Regions from separate parts of the Homo sapiens genome. Here region 2 is linked to region 1. Evidence: chromatin loops called from intact Hi-C (ENCODE). Cell type or tissue: K562. All regions are shown on one strand. Links, peaks and the distances in the headings refer to the core of each region. The heading gives the core; the rest is flanking DNA.

Evidence for each region. Peaks named below come from ENCODE experiments on the same cell type or tissue, not always from the same donor. Only the 100,000 strongest peaks of a DNase experiment are listed, where the experiment ranks them.
Region 2: a loop joins it to region 1, with 16 times the contacts of the local background. A loop is called at or near these places in 2 of 110 quality-filtered maps.

The regions. Positions count from the first base shown.
Region 1 is chr18:11,871,598-11,874,506 of GRCh38, forward strand. It overlaps GNAL (G protein subunit alpha L), which reads left to right. Exons shown (of 12, transcript NM_182978.4): 10 at 671-801. Among named protein-coding and RNA genes, the nearest start is that of CHMP1B, 22 kb to the left of the region's middle. In K562, for the core only: a CTCF peak has its summit at 1,098; a DNase peak (open chromatin) is centred at 1,104; H3K27me3 peaks cover 1,384 bases.
Region 2 is chr18:12,037,423-12,040,331 of GRCh38, forward strand. No RefSeq gene overlaps it. Among named protein-coding and RNA genes, the nearest start is that of ANKRD62, 55 kb to the right of the region's middle. RefSeq lists an enhancer at 776-1,277 and silencers at 1,225-1,294, 1,675-1,744. In K562, for the core only: a CTCF peak has its summit at 1,710 (motif pointing left); a DNase peak (open chromatin) is centred at 1,729; H3K4me3 peaks cover 416 bases; H3K27me3 peaks cover 1,004 bases.

The DNA.
Region 1 (2,909 bases), core at 142-2,641:
CTTGATTCCTTTGAAGTGATGGAGGCGGAAGAAGAACCAAGCCAGCTGCATGTTAAGCTCTGTGTTATTAGCTAATGAGTCATATATTACTTTGTTGTTGTTAACACTTTCACTTCTAATGTGAGTTTTCCGACCTTTTATTGGTAAATTACACCACAGAAATTCAAGTGAACTCATTACATAAGTAAATCTTAGCTTTGGTTCCAATAAATCTATATCCCCCATGGGACTGAATTAGAAAGTGCTTAACTACAGATTGAGTATCCCTTATCCGAAATGCTTGGGACCAAAAGTGTTTAAGATTTCTTGTTGTTGTTGTTTTTTGGAATAGTTGCATTATACTTACTAGTCCAGCATCCCTAATATGAAAATGCAAAGTGTCAAATGCTCCGACAAGCATTTCCTTCGAGCATCATGTCAGTGCTGAAAAAGTTTTGGATTTTGAAGCATTTTGGATTTTGTGTTTTTGGATTAGGGATGCTCAACCTGTACCTATATTTGTTTATCATTCTTTACAGATGGAATGAGGATACTGGTGTACTGAACTTTCTTGAATCCTATACATTTTTAGGAAGACGATGGTATTCTTTTAATTTAGCAACTTCTATGTTAGAGGCACTTTCATGTACTAGTGTATGTGAAATTTGTATGTTTATTTTTCCTTTTTTAGGTGGTTACGGACCATTTCTATCATCTTGTTCTTGAACAAACAAGATATGCTGGCAGAAAAAGTCTTGGCAGGGAAATCAAAAATTGAAGACTATTTCCCAGAATATGCAAATTATACTGTTCCTGAAGACGGTAAGATTTCAAAACACATTCTTATGATTGAGGAATAGAATTGTTTTATTAATAGTCCTGTAACTCTAATTCACATACCTCTGATGAATCAAAGAAATTCACTTTATTTAAATCAATTTTCTTTCTACTGCCCATATCCTAAAGTATTAGAGTGTTACAAGGTCCTATTTGTAATCGGATCCCATTTGTAAATGTTTCCGAGTTTGACTTTCCATTGAAACCGTGCAGCAGAAGAAAGAGCCATTTTGGGATGTGACTGTGTCATGCTGGTATGAGCTCTCCCTCTAGTGCCTTTGGCTGGGTGTGACATGACAGGTGCCTTGTTAGTCCTTGATACAGACCTTCTCACTTCACCCTCAGATGACCCTGCATGGTAGTTTCTATTATTTTTTCCCGTGGAAAGAGAGTCTGAGAGAGGAGAGATAGCGTGTTCAAAGCCACACGGGTAGAGTCATGCAGGCAAGGCAGTCCTTGCACCCTTTGTCCCCAAGCCCATGCTGGCAGCAGCCGCGCTTATCTGCTCCTGTCTCTAGCCTTGCTGTGGCTGCAGCCTTGGGGATTTCCAGCAGGGCCAGCAGCCATCCCAGGCCACCTGAGACTGAGGGGTTTCCGGGGCACGGGACCGTCAGTGCTAAAGCTGGGAAGGTAGACCAGGAAGAGTTGGTCACTCCGTTTCCAGTCGCTTACACTTCAGTTTCCAGTGAACACCAGGTCTACCAGAGGCTCATAGGAGTGATTTAAGGTGAAATAACACCGCTTCTTACATCTTGAATTCCAAACTAGAAAACGCAGAATAAAAGACACTTTCCTGGAAAATATAGTTAAGATTTGGAAAATTTATTTTTTATCCTCAATGAAGAGGGAAAAGAAAACTTGCATTTGTCATTAAACTTTTTTGCTCCTTATGTTCAATGTTCTTTTCTCCCTCATGGGAGAGGCATTATATAAGTATATTCATAGTAAAATCCTGACCCTTGTGGGGCCTTCCAACAAAATCCTACTGCTATCACCTGTGTCATAAAGACCCGAAAAAAATTCCTACTGCTACATATTTCCTTATAGGAATAAATAATAGACATTGGAAATGGGCCTGAGCACCAGCTCTGCCTGTGGTCTCACCAGACCCAGCTGCTTTCATGAGCCACCAGCAGTCTCCGCACCCGCCAGAGGGTCACTCAGCGTGAGGTCAAGGTCCAGGCTCTTCCTGAGACCAAATCAAGTGGAAATCTCATTGCAGTTCATCACTGCCTTGCTCTACCCGCAGCCTGATGATGTGCTTTCCAGGACTGAGGCCGGGTGCCGCTTGCCCATGGCACATCATCAGAGCATGGCTTCTGCTGCGCTTTCTGTGGCTGGCATTGCCAGTTTCCCAGCAAGCTGGGTCTTTAATTCTCCCGCTAACCGCCTCTTGCCACCTCCTGTCACTCAGCTCAGGCAGTGGCTCGGCGGCCGGGGGGTCCTTCCAACAGGGTCTGCCTCCCCAGGCCCTTCCCTCTTTCCCTCCTCATGGCTGTGGTCCAGGCCCTCACTCCTCTCGTCTCAGCAGCTGCCACAGCTTCCTGCCTGACCTCCTGTAGCTGGTCACTCACCTTTCCAGAACATTCTGTGAACTACCAAAGTCACCCTTCTGAGACACAACCTTACCTGCTTAGGAGCACCAAGGAGAAGCACCACCACTGGCTGACAGCCAAGGCCACCTGCCCAGCCGCGGGTGCTGAAGGGCTTCCGTCCAGGGGCTGAGGGGACCCTGGCTTGCTGCCTCGGTGCCAGGCCCAGTGACTGCTCTTCACCCAGCAGCATGCGTCATCTCCATCTGTGCCCTGCCTCTCCCAAGAGACTCACCCATCCCTGAGCATCTGCAGCACCTGCTGGAAGCCTGGGACCACCATCAACTCCAACGTCAACTCTCACTTAGCAATTAAAAGGAACTAACAGTTGGTCCATGTGACGGCATGGGTTAAACTCACAGTAATTGTGCTGACAGAAAGAATCAAAGCAAAAACTACACACCATGTGAATGCATTTGTGTAAATGTCTAAAAAGTAAATTAGCTGGGCGTGGTGGTGTGCGCCTGTAGTCCCAGCTACTCGGGAGGCTGAGGCAGGAGA
Region 2 (2,909 bases), core at 297-2,796, 170 kb after region 1:
GGCCTCCCACCACTCCATTTTGCTGGAGTTTAATGTAAGTGACTCCATTTTGGTACCAGCAGCTTTCTCAAAGGTTTTGGGGTTTTTTTGCTTTTGGGTTTCAACAACAGGAATTGAATCAAAGCACTTAACATGTGTTACTATTAAGATATGTCTCTGTTTTCACATTCTATAGAGTTAGTTTTTGTGTTTTTTTTTTTCACTTTGTAAAAGAAGGGAATATATATTTAGGTTTGATATCTCCAGATTTTAGGCCGGGTGAGGTGGCTCATGCTTGTAATCCCAGCACTTTGGGAGGCCAAGGCAGGTGGATCACCTGAGGTCAGGAGTTTGAGACCAGCCTGACCAACATGGTGAAGCCCCGTCTCTACTAAAAATGCAAAAATATTAGCCGGGCATGGTGGCCCACGCGTGTAATACCAACTGCTTGGGAGGCTGAGGCAGGAGAATCGCTTGAACCTGGGAGGCGCAGGTTGCAGTGAGTCGAGATCACACCACTGCACTCCAGCCTGGGCAACAAGAGTGAAACTCCGTCTCAAAAAAGATATCTCCAGATTTTAATAAAATCAATATTCGTATGCAAAAGTTTAACAATGTTTCCCTTTTTGCATTATTTGAACTAAATGCAGTTGGCCTTCTACCTGTTCTCCTGGCAGAAGGCGAAGGTGGAATGTCCCAGCTGCCTACTAGGCAATAGTGCCTATGGCGAAAACAGCTCCTGGCTGGCAGGGGGAAGCTGATTTGGGAGGCGCCATCACTAAGTAATGGAAGAGAGCTATGCTATGGGTGTGGTGATTCCTGCTAGGGGCACCCTGGGGCTCCTGGAGAGACTGGTTTCTGCAGGGAATGAGCTTCCAGGCCAGGCGGCCTCCACACGTGGAGATGTGAGTGGGCTCTGTCCTCCCTCGCAGCCGGCTGTGTGGACTCTGTAAGGGCTCCTGAGGAAGAGGAATCCGGGGGACCGGTTCCTGTCCTGCAGCCTCAGGGTGGGCCGCTGCCAGGCGCGTCCCTGCACGCGTAGAAGGAAGGCGCTTTCAGACGCGAGGGCGGCTTCGTCATCTCCTCCCGGTGGGTGCGTGCTGCCAGCGCGGCCTTTAGATGCTTTGGGCTCCGACTCTGTCTCCCTCTTCTTCAAATCATGAGGGCACTCGGGCACCCCGGTGTGAGAGGCAGGTGGTCCCAGAGTCCGTGTCACCTGGGTCACATCTCCAAGGCCCCAGGCCGCCCCCGGGCGGCCCGCCCCCAGTCCCCGCAGCCCGGAGCAGGATGGGCCCGGGCTGGACTGAGGGGCTGGGGCGCCCGTCTGCCCTGATGGGCGCAGCTGTCTGGGACCACGCGGTGCCCCGGGTCGGCCCCCAGCGTCGCCATCACCTCCCCCAAGACGTCCCCACGCGGCGGCCACACTGCGCTCCAACGACCCGCGCTCTCGGACCCGGTCACACTGACGGCGGTGACTCCCGAGTTCCCGGGACCAAGCGGGCCCGCCCTGGGAGCCTGAGCTTTCTCCTCACTCTCAGGGAGCCCTGGGCTGCGAGGCGACAGCACAACGGGAACAGACTCGCCGGGACCAGCCACCACTTGGGGTTGTCTCTGCAACCCACGCTCCGCGCCGCCCTGACCCGGTACCGGCCCGCGCGGCGGTATAGGCGGGCGCTGGGTGCTGGTCGCTGGGCGCGGAGGCTTTCTTTGCCAAGGGCAGCGCGCCCCCTGCTGTCCGAGCGGAAGAACTGCGCAGCACGCGAGGCCGCAGACGCCCTCTGGTCAGGGCCCTGCAGAATGGCTTGGGCTTGGGACTCGTCCTGCGCCCTTGGGCGAGGCCATTTGTCCCTGGGTCGGGAGGAGCTTAACCGTGGGGCTCGGCTGTATCCGCGAATGGCAGGGGCACAGGACAGCGGGGACTGTGACGGAACACATGCCGTTATTCCATGCGTTGTGCCGTGCTGTGAGTGCATAACCAAAAAATACCAACTCAGTCCATGGCTAAAGTAAGGATATGCAATAAAAATTTAAGCCTGATGAGAAAAAAAGTGAGAAAACTAGTTCACCCAGAGTTTAATCAAGTTTTTGACAAGAGGGTGTTGTTTTTGTTTTTTAAATTGAAACAGGATTTGGGGGCTGAGTTATTGCATGCAGCAGGGTTAAACAAATTTACATTTTATCAAAATAAAAAGATGCTTAAAGAATACATTGATAGGCCGGCACGTTGGCTCACACTTGTAATCCCAACACTTTGGGAGGCCGAGGCAGGCGAATCACCTGAGGTCAGGAGTTCAAGACCAGGCTGGCCAACATAGTGAAACCCCATCTCTACTGCAAATACAAAAATTAGCCAGGTGTGGTGGCAGACGCCTGTAGTCCCAGCTACTCAGGAGCATGAGTCAGGAGAGCCTCTTGAACCCAGGAGGCCAAGGCTGCAGGAGCTGAGATTGCGCCATTGGACTCCAGCCTGGGTGACAAGAGCAAAACTCCATCTCAAAAAACAAACACACAAAAAACAATGATAGCATATATTTTATCTCTTGTAGTACAAATCCTCATATTGACTGTTGCAGAAAAATACCTGTAATGCCTTAAACAACAGTTTTAAGAAACATCAATGACCAGCAAGTTACAAACAAAATGCAGTGATCAACATATTTAACTGTCCATGTATGAAGCTTTTACAAACACATTCAGTCTTCACTGTCTGAGCAAATCAGTTTTAATTTCTTCATAGTCCTTCATCTGTCTTTTCACATGACACTTGGCCAGTGGTGAATTTATAATGTAACAGTATTTTAGACCAGTTTCCCTCTCCATACTTCCTCATGCTAGATCTCAAATTCATGTCTTCTTCCCAAAGCCATGCCTGTTTTTTTTTTTCTTTTTTTTTTTTCTGGATAGATGTTTTTCAGCAGTCACTGGTTGAC